2 separate regions of the Homo sapiens genome follow, and region 1 is linked to region 2. The links are chromatin loops, found by intact Hi-C in ENCODE. Cell type or tissue: PC-3. All regions are shown on one strand.

Region 1 (8,000 bases), 270 kb after region 2:
AATAAAGATGTGTATTTTGAGTCCATAGGTCACCAACTTCGTGTCAACAAAAATGGTGACAATGACAAGTCTTAAGAGATACCTTAATGAAGAAATAACATTCATTTTAAACTGCAGCACCATCATTGCTTACCAACAATTTGCTAAGACTCATAATATTTTAAGCAAGTGGTAAGACATGGTAGCTCACATTTGAAATCCCAGCACTCTGGGAGGCCAAACCAAGAGGATCACTTGAGCCCAGGAGCTCCAGACCAGTCTGAGCAACATAGTGAGACCTCATCTCTACTAAAAATTAAAAAAATAGCCAGGCATGGTGGCACACACCTGTGGTCTCAGCTACTTGGGAGGCTGAGGCAGGAGGATCATGTGAGCCCTGGAGGTTCAAAGCTGCAGTGAGCTGTGATCGCACCACTACACTCCAGCCTGGGTGACGGAGTGAAATCCTGTCTCAAAAAAATAAAAAAAGTGAGCAAGTTAAGCAAGTGTCCTATACTTTTTTCTCACTTAAAGTTTGCATCAAAAGCCGTTTCTTCACACAGAACTAAGTTATAAAAAAAAATGTTCCTTAGGCTGGGCCCGGTGGCTCACGCCTGTAATCCCAGCACTTTGGGAGGCCGAGGCTGGTGGATCACAAGGTCAGGAGATCGAGACCATCCTGGCTAACACAGAGAAACCCCGTCTCTACTAAAAATACAAAAACAAAATTAGCCGGGCGTGGTGGTGGGCGCCTGCAGTCCCAGCTACTTGGGAGGCTGAGGCAAGAGGATGGCGTGAACCTGGGAGGCGGAGCTTGCAGTGAGCCGAGATCGCACCACTGCACTCCAGCCTGGGCAACAGACCGAGACTCCGTCTCAAAACAAAACAAAACAAAACAAAACAAAAAAGTTTCTTTAGATACAGCTTGATCATGAGGGATTTTATAGTATTTTGAATGAATAAACAAGAGATTAATTATTAAGCACAAGTTACTATGCCACGCACTTTTGAAGATGAGAACTGCAAATAACTATTGGCTCATAACAACCGCTCAGTCCATACCCCTGCACTAAGACTTGACCAATCATAGAATGGTTTCTAGCATGGAAGGCAGCATCACTGAGAAAACCCTGCCCCCTTTTGAGTTCCTGTCAGGAAAATCTCAAGGCTGTCAAAAGCATTTACTGTTTGTTCTCATCAACACCTGACAATAGGCCCCTAACTTCCCTTTCCTAGCACATGAAATCAAAGTGGCTTACAATTCTGAGTCCTTTCTCTGTTGCTTTAAAATGTATACGTATCTCCTACAACTCAGGAGTATCTTTCTCAAGGACCTGAAAACTATTCCTTTGAAATATAATCAGGAAGAATAGGGCCTGGGAGTCCCAGTCTCTGCGGGAGGATAGAATCCTGACTTCCATAATTGCCAGCTAGCAGATGCAGCCAGCCTAATCACATTTACCCTGACTAACCCTTGGTCATTTTTCACTTTCCCTGACTCTGCCTGAGCTGCAGTTGCTCACACTTCCTCCTCCCTTATTTTCCCTTTAAAATGCCCAGTTACCTTTGCACAAATCAGAAGGCAGCCCAACTCTTTCCTTACTGTCAGTAGTTGAATAAAATCTGCTTTCACCTCTTTAACTAATATCTAGCTTTGTTTATCTAAGACAAGTCATAAACCAGGTCTATTCATCTAATAATTTTGACATTGGCTTTATCATCCTTATTTTGAAGAGGAGGAAATTGATCCACCAAGAAATTAACTTGCCCAGTGTCACATTTGTAGTTCATTAGTACTTGAGTCACAGAATTACATAATTATTGAACTGCAAGAAACCTTAGGATTCATCTTGTTCAGCCTTTTCATTTTATGGAGGATTCTGAGGATGACAAATTTAAATTTACAACTCTTACCTGTTGTAAGAGTCAGAATTGGACATCTGGGTAGGGTTGCCAGATTTAGCAAATAAAAATATAGGATTCCCTTTAAGTTTGAATTTCAGTTATCAGCAAATAATTTTTTAGTATAATTCTGCCCCATGCAATATTGGTTGTTTATTCATTATTTATCTAGAGTTCAAATTTAACTTGGGGCTGGATGTGGTAGCTGATGCCAGTAATCCCAGCACTTTGGGAGGCTGAGGCAGGAGGACTGCTTGAGCCCAGGAGTTCAGGACCAGCCTGGAAAACATGGCAAGACCTCGTCGTTACAAAAACAGAAGGGAAGGGAGGGGAGGGCAGGGGGAGGGGGAGGGGGAGGGGAGGGGAAGGGCAGGAGAGGGGAAGGGCAGGGGAGGGGAAGGGGAGGGGAGGGGAAGGGGAGGGGAGGGAAGGGGAAGGGGAGTGGAGGGGGAGCGGGGAGGGAGAAGGGAAGGGAAGGGAAGGGAAGGGAAGGGAAGGGAAGGGAAGGGAAGGGAAGGGAAGGGAAGGGAAGGGAAGGGAAGGGAATTAGCCAGGCATGGTGGCCCAGGCCTGTAGTCCCAGCTACTTGGGAAGCTGAGGCAGGAGGAGCACTTGAGCCCAGGAGGTTGAGGCTGCAGTGAGCTGTGTTCATGCTACTGCATTCCAGCCTAGACAACAGAGCAAAGAAAAAAAAAAAGAAAAAAGAAAAAAATATATATATATAAAAGAAAATATATATATATACACACATATATACTCAGCATTCTGTATTTTATCTGGCAATCCTACCCCAGGGCTTTTAACTTGCCGGGGTCCTTCCCATTCCATAATCTAACAAAGCAAGCTTCAAATATCTTATCATTTATTTGTGGGAAATTGTGGTCATGTCTGCAAGAGTTACAAGACAGGAAGACTATGATTTAGTGATATTGTGGTTTTGATGAGACATAAGACCTTTCTGAAGTTGGGGACAACCCAATATAAGTAATATTTATGAAGGCAGCATAGTTCATTTACAAACTGTCAAAAGACAAAATTACAACAAATTTAAAGATCTTAATTGGCTTTTGTTTGCCATTCTAGAGTTGGGCAACACCTCATTCCATAAAATTGAATGAGTGTTCCTATGAGCTGAGCAGGGGAGGTTAGCTTCTCGGCAAGGGCTGAGGAAAGCCCCAACAGAGAACAAAGAGTAGATTGGTGTTCAAAGTTGCTTTTCTTGTAAAGGTTAAGGCAGAGCAGGCTTCCTAAAACTCGCCTGTTTGGGGAGATGGCTATTATCTCTTGATTTCTTGGTAGGTCAGATAAACAACTCAGTTCCGACATGGTAGCACAGAACATTAGCACGAGTGACTCCATTTTGGTTTGGCCTGGTGGATCTAGTGCAGGGGGAGCTCAGTCCAAACCAATGGCCTCCTGTGAATTTTATTCAGCAAAATAAATCTACAACAAAACTCAATTAAATGTAACATCTCTGTGTCCTGTAAATTTAACTGTATCAGAGAATCACACTGTCTGGGCACTCAAGCTAATAACTATCTGTCCCATCTCTTTGTTGCCAAGTAAGCTTCTCCCCAAAACAAACAAGAGACTCGCTGGCAGGAATCACAGTCCTTGTTGTTGGGGGTGGGAGGTCATCTAGGTCCAAGTGGGCAGAAAAGGTAAAGTCTGGTGAAGCACAAAGACACAGGAAGACTGTGAGCCAAGACTATGGAGAACAGCCCAGGAGAATGTTTCTGTTGATGAGTAAACAGAGGCTTGGACAAGGTAGATCTGTCTTACTGATAAAGGGACTGGTGCTTCCAGAGTTGACTCATTAGTGAGAACAAAGGAATGCGGGTATTTTCTGGCAATACCTGTAACTTTGTAAACAGAGATGTGAGAGAGGGCAATGCCAGCGTGATAGGTAGCATTACTTTTTTCTTTACTGACTGGCTTACCACCACCGATAACAGTCACGGTTTACACACAAGCCCGAAGGAATGCTAAGCTTAAAAAAAAAAAAAGTTCCACGTTTGCATGGCCTTTCCACTGAGCCTCAGTCACAACTTTTGGCTGGAGGCAGATGGCAGGTCTAATGTTTTGTTATTGGTTCTTCCCTCCCCTGACACTCATTTTATAAATGAAGCTGCTGAAGTCCAAACACATTAAGGACCAGTTCAAAGTTTCTCCGTTTTAATAACTTGGCAGTGCTAGAGCTCCAATAAGGTCTTCTCACTCATGATCTGCAAAGTGGGAGCTGGCCTGACTTGAGGACTGAGCAATGAGTGTGACTTCTGAGTCCACACTGAACATGGAGACACAGGCTTTTAACAATATACACCAGGTTCTTTTTATGCTCCACTTATTTAGCTAGTGCAAAGGTCAGTTTATCATAAGCAGTGAGGGTTACAAAATCCTAAGGCAGGAAATGTGATGTTGCCAAGCCGCAGGAATTTTATAGCTATGGGGAAATGGGGTTGTCCTGTGTCTTTCTGTGGCTGCCTCATGGCTGTGTAATCTTTCATGTATGTTTCTCCCTTTGCTCCTACCCCATAGTTGTTTTTACGTCTGTAGACTGACTTCCTTTGCTTACTCCTTGGCTTGTCAGTGCCCCATCTTTGAGTCCTTGAGACATTTCACCTTGACTTGCCCTGCCCCGGGGAAACATGTTTTAGTATAGTGGTTAAGAGCATAGACTCTGGAGATAGGTTGCTGGAGTTTGACTATCGATTTAAAACTTCACTTCTCTGTTTTCCACTTTTCTCACCTGTAAAATGGGGGAGGCCGGGCACAGTGGCTCACACCTGTAATCTCAACACTTTGGGAGGCTGAGGCAGGCGGATCACTTGAGGTCAGGAGTTCAAGACCAGCCTGGCCAAAATGGTGAAACCCTGTCTCTACTGAAAATACAAAAACTAACCAGGTGTGGTGGTGCCCGTCTGTAGCTCCTGCTACACGGGAGTCTGAGGCAGGAGAATCGCTTGAACCTGGGAGGCAAAGGTTGCAGTGAGCCAAGATGGTGCCACTGCACTCCAACCTGGGCAACAGAACAAGAATCCGTCTCAAAAAATAAGAATAAAAAATAAAATAAAATGGGGGTAATAACAGCCTCATCTTCACAGTAGTGTGAGGAGTAAAGATATTGTCCTTAAGTACATTGAGCACGTACTATGTGCCACACAGTGACTGGCACATAGTATACACTCAATAAATACAGTTGTTCTTGTTGTTGTTAGTATTGCAACAATTTTAGAGTTTATAGCTCCTACTTGAGTATTTTTAAGTCCTAACTTGAAATCTTAGTGGAGAGAGACAGTGGCTGAGCTCATCTTGTCTCATGAGGCTGTAGGGTAGGTAGGCTTTGACTCAAGATGGAGTGGGGACTGCAGTGGAACAAAGACAGATGATTCATTCACCACTTCATCGGGGGTTGTGGGTAGGAGGCAGATCTTCTAGAAGAGGGGGTGGCTAGCATCTAAAATATGCCTAATACTCAGTATGTGCTAGAATTTGTTCTCAGACATTCAATATCTAATTTTAATAAGTGCTCAAAGCCCCTGGGTTATAGCATCTGCTCTTTCTTGCCCCACTTAAGCTGGATAGGGAACTCTTCCCAATCTTCATTCCAATTAAGTGCTTTCTTACATCCCAGAGAGTCCCATAACCAGCCCACATTTATCAAATGCCTATAGTGTATAAGGCAGCATGGCCTGCACTGTGCATATTGTGGGGGCAGTGACGGTGGGAGCCAGTCACAGGAGGAGAAATAGAGATGAATAAGAAACAAATTCTCTTTCAAGGCACTTAAAATCTGGAGGAATTTACAAAATAACTCTATACCAAGGAAGTGTATGAAAAGTATGGTAATGAAAGTATCAAGTATATAAAGTGTTAAGGTATCACAGAGAGGGATAGACATATTTTATCTACTGGGGTTTTAAAGAAAGTCTTCATAGAGAAAGTCACTTGGCTTGGATGGTAAAGGATGAGAAGATACCAACCAGCAAAGACGAGTGAAAAATATATTGCATACAGACTGGGTGAATACTATGAGTAAGCTTTCAGAGATGGGGACATATCATGCCCACTGGGACCACAGCAGATGGTCTGATTTTGTTCAAGTGTAGGTTATTGACTTAATGGGGAAGAGTGTATTATGTGTGTTGAAACATTGGCATTGTCATGAAGGATTCTGATACCAAGCTAAAGAGTTGGCGTCTAATTTTCTAAACAAGGAGAACCTATGAAAGGAGGAAGGGTGGGTTGCGATGTCTCCCGCCTGTAATCCCAGCACTTTGGGAGGCCAAGGCGAGCAGATCATGAGGTCAGGAGATCGAGACCATCCTGGCTAACACAGTGAAACCCCATCTCTACTAAAAATACAAAAAAAATTACCCGGGCATGGTGGCGGGCACCCGTAGTCCCAGCTACTCAGGAGGCTGAGGCAGGAGAATGGCATGAACCAGGGAGGTGGAGCTTGCAGTGAGCCGAGATTGCGCCACTGCACTCCAGCCTGGGCAACAGAGCGAGACTCTCTCTCAAAAAAAAAAAAAAAAAAAAGGAGGTAATAAAATACCCACTGTTTAATTTTGTTTTGGTTTTATGTTCTTATTTTGTTGGCTGCATGGGCTGAAAAAGTATGTCCATCTAAGTGTATCTTTCTTCCAGCTCCTGGAAGGTAGCAATTATGTAAGTAAGGTGGCTGGAATACTTACCTACCTTATACCTGCCAGGTGCTATTCTAAGCACTCGATGTGTATTATGTCTTCACGGTAACCCTCTGATACATTATTATTCTCATTTTACCAGTGATGAGGCTGGCACTGAGCAGAAAGTAACCTGGTTAAGGTAACCACCTGGAACATAGTAAAACTGGTATCTGGCCCCAGGCATACTGTTATGTCATACTGTTTCCCACTAGTTATGAAATCCCTTTGCAACAACACCTTATCTATCTCAACCAGCAATTCTGGACTGTAAGTAGGGAAAAGAATGTATTGCAAGCTATGCACAAGGTAATGATTTTATAGTCATAATGATTCAAGATGGAGGAGGCCTAGATAATGACGGCCTAATTATCTATAGCATTTTTTCTGGACCTGAGAGATCCAAAACTCAGCCTTTATTCAGACTAAGGATCTAGGAGAAAATCCCTGCCTCAATCAAAGAACAGAGAGTAATTCTCTGAGGGCCTTCAAGCGCTGAATAATTTATGTAGTGATTCATTCCCTTCTTGTGTGAAGCTTTTAGTTTCAAGCCTAAAGAAGATCCAGACACACAGGTGTTTTCCTAGAATCACAGAATATCAGAGTTGGAAGGACTTTAACTGTTCAAGTCAACATCCCCATTCCACATTCAACTCTTAGATCTCCATTCAATTCTTAGATCTCCCAATACCACATTGACATCTGTCTCAACAGTTCTCAGCCCATTTTTCCATTCCCCCACACTCAATGGATAACATTCACATATGAAATACATTACCTCTGCTGATGAGATCAGATAGTTTGTGGGTTCTGTACAATTCCTGGCAGCTAAGCTTGCACCACACCTTTTATTTTCTGCTCAAAGTGAATCAATAATGCAAGTAATTAAGAGGGATGCTATTACAGGCTCAGCCTTGATTGTATTCTAGAGTGCATTTTAAAAGTTAAGAATTTGCATAGTTCGGTATCATTATTAGCCAAAATTACTAGTAACACCCCACTCAGCTATTATTGGTACATAGGTTTTCCGGATGAAAAGTGCTGATCTAACCTATGGTTGAGATCCAGCCACTGGAAGTTCCCCATTTCCGAGGGAAGCCCGTGGCAACTCAGGACAGTTTTTACTGTCAGCAAATTCTTCCTTTTATTCAGCAGAAAAATGTTTCTAACTGCAGCTGGCCGACAACAGCACTGGGAAATCCATTTGTCTCCTGCTCTGCATCTTCCCCTAGTGTTCACAGAAACTGTTCTAAATTTTCACAATTCTCTTCAAGTCTTTGACTCCACTTTCATTTCCCATGCTCAGCAGGTGACCTCCCCTGGGACATGCTAAGTGCTCAGAAAGTGTTTGCTTGGCTGAATATCTCTTCCTCTACAAAACAGTTGACATGAATGCCCCAGCTTCTAGCCCCTAACAAAATCTTGTGTTGC
Region 2 (8,000 bases):
CATTTGTTCTGAGATCATGTTAGGCCCCACAAATTCAGAGATAAGAAATATAGTTCCTGCCATTAAGGAGCTTTATATGAAATAGGAAGGCCTAAAAATAAACAAGCATTTATAATTTGATTTAATAAGAGATAAGACCATGGGCACAGATTGGAGGATTCTTAAGGGATATTTGGTTTTTTAGAATTAATAAGAGTTAACTTCTCATGGGAAAGGATTATGGGAAAGAAGAAGATATTGTTGGTGGGGTGCAGTGGCACACGCCTGTAATCCCAACACTTTGGGAGGCCAAGGTGGGTGGATCACTTAAGCCCAAGAGTTCCAGACCAGCCTGGCCAACATGGTGAAACCCTATCTCTACTAATAATACAAAAATTAGCCAGATGTGGTGGTGCGCACCTTTAGCCCTAGCTACTTGGGAGGCTGAGGCACGAGAATTCCTTGAACCCCAGGGGACAGAGGTTACAGTGATCTGAGATTGTGCAGCTGCACTGCAGCCTAGGTGACAGAGCAGGACTCTGTCTCAAATACATAAATAAATAAATAAATAAATAAAAATTTTAAAAAGCAGGTATTGTTGAGGCAGCTAAAAAAACAAAGTATTTCATTGAATGTTTAGCAAGTGAGTAACAGCGTATGATTTGTCATTTAGAAAGTTCTTTGGCTGCAGTAGAGAATGAATTAGAAAAGAACTAGAGCAGAGGCAGGGAGGCAAACCATTTCAGTGACCCAGACTATTTCATTGAAAAAGGAGAGCAAGAAACAGATTCCAGAGATGTTACAGCAAGGCAGTCATTGGACTTGCTGACTTACTGAATGTCAGATACTGAAACGAAAGGAGTTAGAGATGCTGCATTCACCTGCATTCCTTTTTAACCAAAGAAGAAAGAAAGAAATGGTTTTCATTGAAGCTTAAAATGTGTCTAAGACTTATTAAAGCTATTGGATCTAGTTCTAACTGCTTCCTATCACAGGGACTTTACTAGGGTAGAAGCAATGTCACCAGGATCAGTACTTGCATGGATGAGTAGAAGGACAGTCTTTCAGATTCTAATTGCATTCTTGTTCTTCTCAAGTCATGTAACACAGACTACATCCTGGATCCATCCCGTGATGAGTGTCCTGAATCTATCTCGCTCAGAGGAGAATGAAGAGGATTGCTCTAGAGAACTCCCCAACCAGAAAAGTTGATGGTTTTCCTTAGGAAGTGGAGCTACATGGATGATGTGAGCAGAGACGCATAACATCCAATTCTGAGATGAAACAGTCTAAAATAGGAGTAAAGCATGCACTACTTGTTGAAGTGTGAAATGGAGACTCTGGACTTTGGGTATTTTTGTAAAACTTTTGATATTTCTGTATACATTTAAAAAATCAATTGCCACTACAGTAGTTCCTTAAGAATAATCTAGTTATATTTTTTGAAATCACATATAATTAGACTTTATAATATATATACTTTTTCATATATAATTAGATCTTTCTTTGTAATTTCATATGTAGTTCTTCATAGGGTCTCAGATACAATGGTTTTTATAATTGACATATTGAAAAAGTATATGAACATAATGAAACACCTCATTTATTTGATAATTCACTAATGTTTTATATTCATATATTAGGAAAGTGAACTTAGCAAGCTTTTTGGAATTTAAGGATCACATTTAGACATCTCATGGGCTGATGAATACAGCTGGTATCTTTGTGGAGCTTTCTAATTTACAAAATGCTTTGTAGACCCCATTGTCTTTAAACCATACAACATGCCCGTGAAGCTGATCTGGTGGGTATGTTTATTCTTGGTTTTCAGTAGGGAAATAGCAGTTCAGAGAGAGGAAGCTCTCTGTCCCAGCACCGAGACTCACTCCTAAGTCTTCTGATTCCATGAGCAGTCCCCCTTCCCCCATACCCTGCTGTCTCCACGGAGGGAGGTCACAGCCCATCACGCAGGACACTGTGATTGTGTTGATGCAGCTGGCTCCACAGCTGTGCATTCCACAGAGATTCAGAAGGCACCTCTTCGGTCAAACATGGCCCCTCTATAACCCCACTATTCTTCTCCTATAAACCCTTCCCCCTTCTCTGCACCCAAGCCTTCGCCAAGTAGGCGCACTCTTTGTGATATTGTTTCAGCAGACTTCTTTCAGCAGCTCGTGTTTTTCTAAAGTGAAAGGCATGGTTTGTCCTGCTTAGGTTGCCCTTCCCAGAGGGATGGTTTGAGGGGAGCTGATGAGAAGAGAGGTATCTGTTAAAACATTACTGCTCTACTCGAAACAAGATGGAAGCCTAAAGCCCAAGTCGAGCAGCTCCCAGCACTGCTGTGCAGACCTAGAGGTCCTTAGAACATAGTCTAAGAACCATTCATTGTAGCCATTTTATAGTTGAGTAAACTGAGATCTTAAGTCTCCTAGTCTACTGAATTTCATATGGTGTATAATACAGATTTATATGGTAAAGATATACATATACATTGTGCTCAACTATACATTCCTGAATCCATTTAGGATTTGTGATTTATGTCTTGAGTAATAATATAAAGTCAACTCCAGACTGATAGGTAGTCATTAGCCATGAGAAATGTTTCAGGATGGCTAGGGAAGACTTGTGTTTTGCCTGACAGCCATTTGAATGTTAGGAAGCTTCGGGGAGACAAGTTTTGAGAGAAGCCCCAGAGGGAGCTATTTCCTTGCACCCCCCAGAGGTGAATGAGGTATTCTATAAGTTAGTGTCTATAATTGTGAAAGTACAAACTTCTTGTTTTTGTCAAATTAATGGTATGAAATTTCTCTCCCCCTGCTTGAAGAGTTTTCTAATTCGTTTCTAGTGAGCAAAACAAAGAAGGTGCTTGAGTCACTGAAATCAAAGTACTCAGGCACACAGCCCACTGACAAGAGACACCTCATCCATTAACTGCTGTTTTGTACCACTTGCCGCCCTGTTTCTGTCAAATACCTAGTGAAAAAGGCCTAAACAATTGTAATGATATTATTTATTGGGCATTTTGTGCCATACATGGTGATGAGCAGTTTGCATATATTTATTTATGATCTTCTTAAAACCATTCCATGAAATAGGAACTGTAATTATCCCCAATTCTAAAAGAAAAAACTTAGTTTTAGAGAGTTAGTAATCTTTGCCTAAGGGTCACAAAGCACCTATGTGTAGAAGCTAGGGTTCAAGGCAGATCTGTGATTCCAGAAGCTGTTCTCTAAACCACTATGGAGAACTGCTTAGATTCATTGTCTATGGGTACATTTTATAAAAAGGCAGATTCTAGTTCAGTGTCATAAGGAACTTTCTAGTAATTAGAGCTGATAAGAAAAGAATTCCCCAGGAGAAAATGGAAACACTATCCCAGCAATCTGAATTCCTTACTTGGGGAATGTTGCTGAGGAGGTTCAGTGTGTGAATGGACTGAACCAGTTGGCCACTCTCTCAGATTCCCTCTTCATAAAGCTTCCGTGACTTCTAAACCATCAGGTCGGTGCCATAAGAGATGCTCAAAAAAGCATGGTCAGGGCTTAGCAAGAATCCTTTTCCAGTGCAAATACGACCCTCATATTATGTTTTGGCGAGTAGCCAGTCTTTCTTTAACATCAATCAACCGTAGCAATGTGGTCATCACGAAGTCTTCATTGACTCACTGGCTTGGATTTTAGGGTTAGAAAATCTGAATGTTCTTATGTCCTTCCGTCTCACTTTACTAGAGTGCCCAAGTTGACTCATCCTTACTCACTCATTCCCTCAAAATATTTATTGAGCACCAACAATGTCACAAGCACTGTGCTAAACACTGTGGTGAAGTAGAACAATTGCTAATCATTTCCTGGGTTCCACTTACTCTTGATTTAAAAAAAAAAAAACAACAAAAGAGTTTGTGTGTGGCCAGGACTAAACAGCTGCTTCTTAATTTTTGAATTTTAAAACTAATCTATTTTATTTAAAAAAAATCAAGTACTTTGGAAGTGAATAAAGTAAGAGATAGCCTGTCTCACTTTCCAGAGGTAGCAGTCACTAATACTGTGGTGAGTGATTTTACTCAAAGGAAATCACACTATTAAGCAGCTTGGTTTTGACATGTTATGTTGTGGTCATCTTTTCATGTCAATACATAGATTAATCTTTTATTTCAAATGTCTACATAAAATATCACTACCCACATAACCTATAATTTGTGTGGCCAGCAATTTATTGAACACTAAAATGTTTTAAGTTTTCTTATTGCTAACAATGTCACAGTGAACATTTATATATTCATTAAATCCTTTTCCTCATGTATCTTTGCACTCTTGTGCTAGTATGTCTATAGTGTGAATACATTCATAAATTTCTTGATCAAAGCTAGGTCAAAGTTACATTCATTTTAATTTTGGTACATATCCATAAATTCTCCATAAAAGTAGGACCAACTTACATTACCACCAATAGTGTATGTGAGCCTTATTTTTATGTATGATAGGACTTTTTTTAGTCCAAATGTTCCTATAGATTTTCTGGGTTTTTTTTTTTTTTTTGTCCTTGGAAGAATAACCTTCCTTCCACCAAGTCCAAGAACCTGAGATTTTTAATCATTAGGTTTTAGATTTCCTTTAGCAGCAGAGACTGACTTGCTGTATAGAGGGAAGTCAAGTAGTGACTAACTCACTATATGTCAAACACATCATTACTCTTCTCTTTTCCTACTTTACATGTAATGGTTGCGAGGACCAACTTTCAAATGAGCTAACTTGGGTGAGACGTTCACTAAAGTACCAAGCACAATACAAATGCATCTTCGAGTTCTTTGGGCCTCACTTTCCCTATCTGAATAATAAGGATAGTAATCCCTTGCCTTTTCTCAAACCAGTTCAACTCAGCAAACACTTCCTGAGCACCTGCTACATGCCAGGCAAAATGTGAAATTTGCATGCTATGAGGCTAAATGGTACTGATTCTCAAAACAAGGAGCTCATAGTCTAAAACCATTTTTCTTTCTTTTTTTTCCCCCTAAACAACCTCTTAAAGGGGTAAGAAGTTAGGGGGTTGTTTATTAAGAACCCCTGAAGAGCAACCCTTTACCACTCTCTTAAATTTGAAAAATTCCAAAATAATATTAACACCTCTTGACTAGAAAAGGAAAAAAAAGGAACATGCCGTATGAAGAGCCTCTCCAATAATAAATGCAAAGCAGCTGTCAAAATATAGAGTCAAGTGATACTTTCATAAAGTGTTTGCACAATTAGAAAATGTTATCCTTTTTCTCGGGAGAAATGGGACATTTTTATTTTCTCTGCTAAGTGAAATGCAACTTTTTGAAGAATCAACACGCTTGACATTTTTACAATGTACATAAAGAACTGAACTATTATTAAAACAACTTACACACTCCATTGCTTATAACTTTTGAGAGAATGAAAAGAACCTTAAACAGAATGTGCCTGTGGAGCTTCGCTTTAGAAATGAAATACCCAAGGTGTTTTAACTACAACTGTCTACATGTAATAGTGTGTCTGCATAATGACTTTGTAAATATTAACTGCAATTCTGTATTTGCTTTCTTGATATGACTTTTAACATTTAAACTTATACTGTTTCTGTCTACTTTTTTCAAAAGTTCAATTTTTACTTTTGGGGGTTGGACTGTTCTGAGGGAAAGGGCGATCAGATCAATAGTTCTGTCCCCCATTCCATTCCCCCATCACCCAATTATTCTCTATATCACTCTACCCTGTTTATTTCTTTTTTTTTTTTTTTTTTTTTTTGAGACGGAGTCTCGCTCTGTCGCCCAGGCGGGACTGCGGACTGCAGCGGCGCAATCTCGGCTCACTGCAAGCTCCGCTTCCCGGGTTCACGCCATTCTCCTGCCTCAGCCTCCCGAGTAGCTGGGACTACAGGCGCCCGCCACCGCGCCCGGCTAATTTTTTTTGTATTTTTAGTAGAGACGGGGTTTCACCTTGTTAGCCAGGATGGTCTCGATCTCCTGACCTCATGATCCACCCGCCTCGGCCTCCCAAAGTGCTGGGATTACAGGCGTGAGCCACCGCGCCCGGCCTATTTCTTTTACATTATTTATCAGTTTGCCCTAACCTTGTTTTGTTTGTTATCTTCCTCAATAGTGGGAGTAATAATGGGAGTCAGCTTCGTGAGGGCAGGGATTTTGTCTTCTTGTATTCATTTACTCACTTACACACTTACCGAGAGCTACTAGAGGCCAGACACTTCACTGAGTAGTAGGGATACAATGTGAGATATATGTGTTTCTAGCCCTTGTGTAATTCGTATTCTATGCAAAGGATATACGATTGAAATTAACCAAAACTTTTTCCATTTATTTTCTTTCTCCGCATTCTTTATCAGATATTTGAACTACTGGACCATTTAATGTTCATTACGTTAACAAAGAGTGTGATATCAGAAAGCAGAAAAAAGCATGTTCTTTTGCATTTCAAAAATTTAGCTCCTTGGGGAACTAGAAAGGATTTATGATTTAGGTCAAAGATTTGAGAGCACATATGATGAGGAAGATGAGGCTTTCTTACTCACTGTCTAGGAAATAATTCTCCTGGCTGTGAGAAGGAGAAAAAAGAACAAAAATGTTGGTAGGGCACAGAGAAGGACCTGGGCTTAACCTTCTGGACCAAGTTCCAGGGAGCAGCAAAACCTCAATTACATTTGTCCCCTAGAATGGAAATGATTATGTGGTATGTTTAGGCAGTGGGACCTTGGACAACGCCAGTGAGCTTCCTCCAGCCCAATGTGGTCAACATTGGAGGATTAGATTGATTTCTGTGAACCCAAAAGGATCACAGGAGTAGCAATAACACCTGCTGGACCTGAATGAGGATCTTTTCCATTCAATCCACATGTTCTCTCAATGGAAATCAATTCGGACAATAACATTAGACCATCTTAACCCAGAGTGCCTTAGCACTAGATAAGCCTCTGCTGTGGTCTGGATGTTTGTGCCCAGCCCCTAATTTCATATATTGAAACCTAACCCCCAAGGTACCAGTATTAAGAGGTACGGCTCTGAGGAGGTGATTAGGTCATGAGGCTCCATCCTGGTGAATGGGATTAGGACCCTTATGAAAGAGGCTTCAGGGAACCTGTTTGCCCCTTCTGCCTTGTGAGGATGCAGCAAGAAGTTGCCATCTTTGAAGCAGAGAGCAAGCCCTCACCAGAAGCTAAATCTGCTGGCATCTTGATCGTACACTTCCCAGCCTCCAGAGCTGTGAACAATACATTTATATTGTTTATAAATTACCCAGTCTGAGATATTTTGTTATAGCAGCTCCTGAATGGACTAAGACAGCCCACAGAGTTTAGCAGTGACCCCAAGGAAAGGAAAGAACTGCAAGTTGCCTGAGATTAATGTTGCTCAGGATCCATTTATTCCCTATTCCTGGTGTTTCTTTGTAGAGAGTGCTCCATTAAAGTAACACTTTTGTCCTGTCTCTGCTTCTTCCTTAGGCAGCGATTTACCTAATTGGTGAGTTTAGGATTAAAAAAAGGAATACATCCTAGAACATTTCTTAAATATATTCCCTTTTCTCTGTTTCATGCAAACATGGCTTATTTATTTTTCAAGTCTTTCTCATTTCTTACCTGGATGCTTTCAACACAGGTGATATAGCTTCTTCCTTCTCCACCACACCTGTCCCCATCAATCTACCCATCACATTTCTGTCAGAATTATCTTTCTATAACACAAAATTGCTTCTATTCCTCCCTTGCTAGTCTTCAGTAGTTCCCTAGCACCTTCTACTATCTGAGTCCCTGGCTTTCTCCCTAGCCTCATGTCTTATCACCAACAGTTGCTCAGATATACTGTTTTCTGTCTAGGAAACTTCTCTTGCCCCATTCCTGCATCAGATTTCTTCTCATACATCAAGATTCTGCTCTCATTTTACCTCTTCTTTGAAGAGCTCCTTGACACATGCTGCCTTCCCCATGCCCAGAGCTGGCACTCTATGGATGCCATGCCTGCATTTTTACACACCTGCCCAACCCCACTTCCCACT

The links. Peaks named below come from ENCODE experiments on the same cell type or tissue, not always from the same donor. Only the 100,000 strongest peaks of a DNase experiment are listed, where the experiment ranks them.
Region 1: a loop joins it to region 2, with 2.0 times the contacts of the local background. A loop is called at or near these places in 2 of 110 quality-filtered maps.

The regions. Positions count from the first base shown.
Region 1 is chr17:55,429,652-55,437,651 of GRCh38, forward strand. No RefSeq gene overlaps it. Among named protein-coding and RNA genes, the nearest start is that of MMD, 12 kb to the left of the region's middle. RefSeq lists a silencer at 2,664-2,864. In PC-3, no CTCF peak of the experiment used is centred here; DNase peaks (open chromatin) are centred at 2,780, 3,700 and 4,310; H3K4me3 peaks cover 1,259 bases; H3K27ac peaks cover 2,140 bases.
Region 2 is chr17:55,158,721-55,166,720 of GRCh38, forward strand. It overlaps STXBP4 (syntaxin binding protein 4), which reads left to right. Exons shown (of 18, transcript NM_178509.6): 18 at 1,077-8,000. The coding sequence ends at 1,191. Among named protein-coding and RNA genes, the nearest start is that of HLF, 100 kb to the right of the region's middle. In PC-3, no CTCF peak of the experiment used is centred here; a DNase peak (open chromatin) is centred at 3,611; H3K27ac peaks cover 3,323 bases.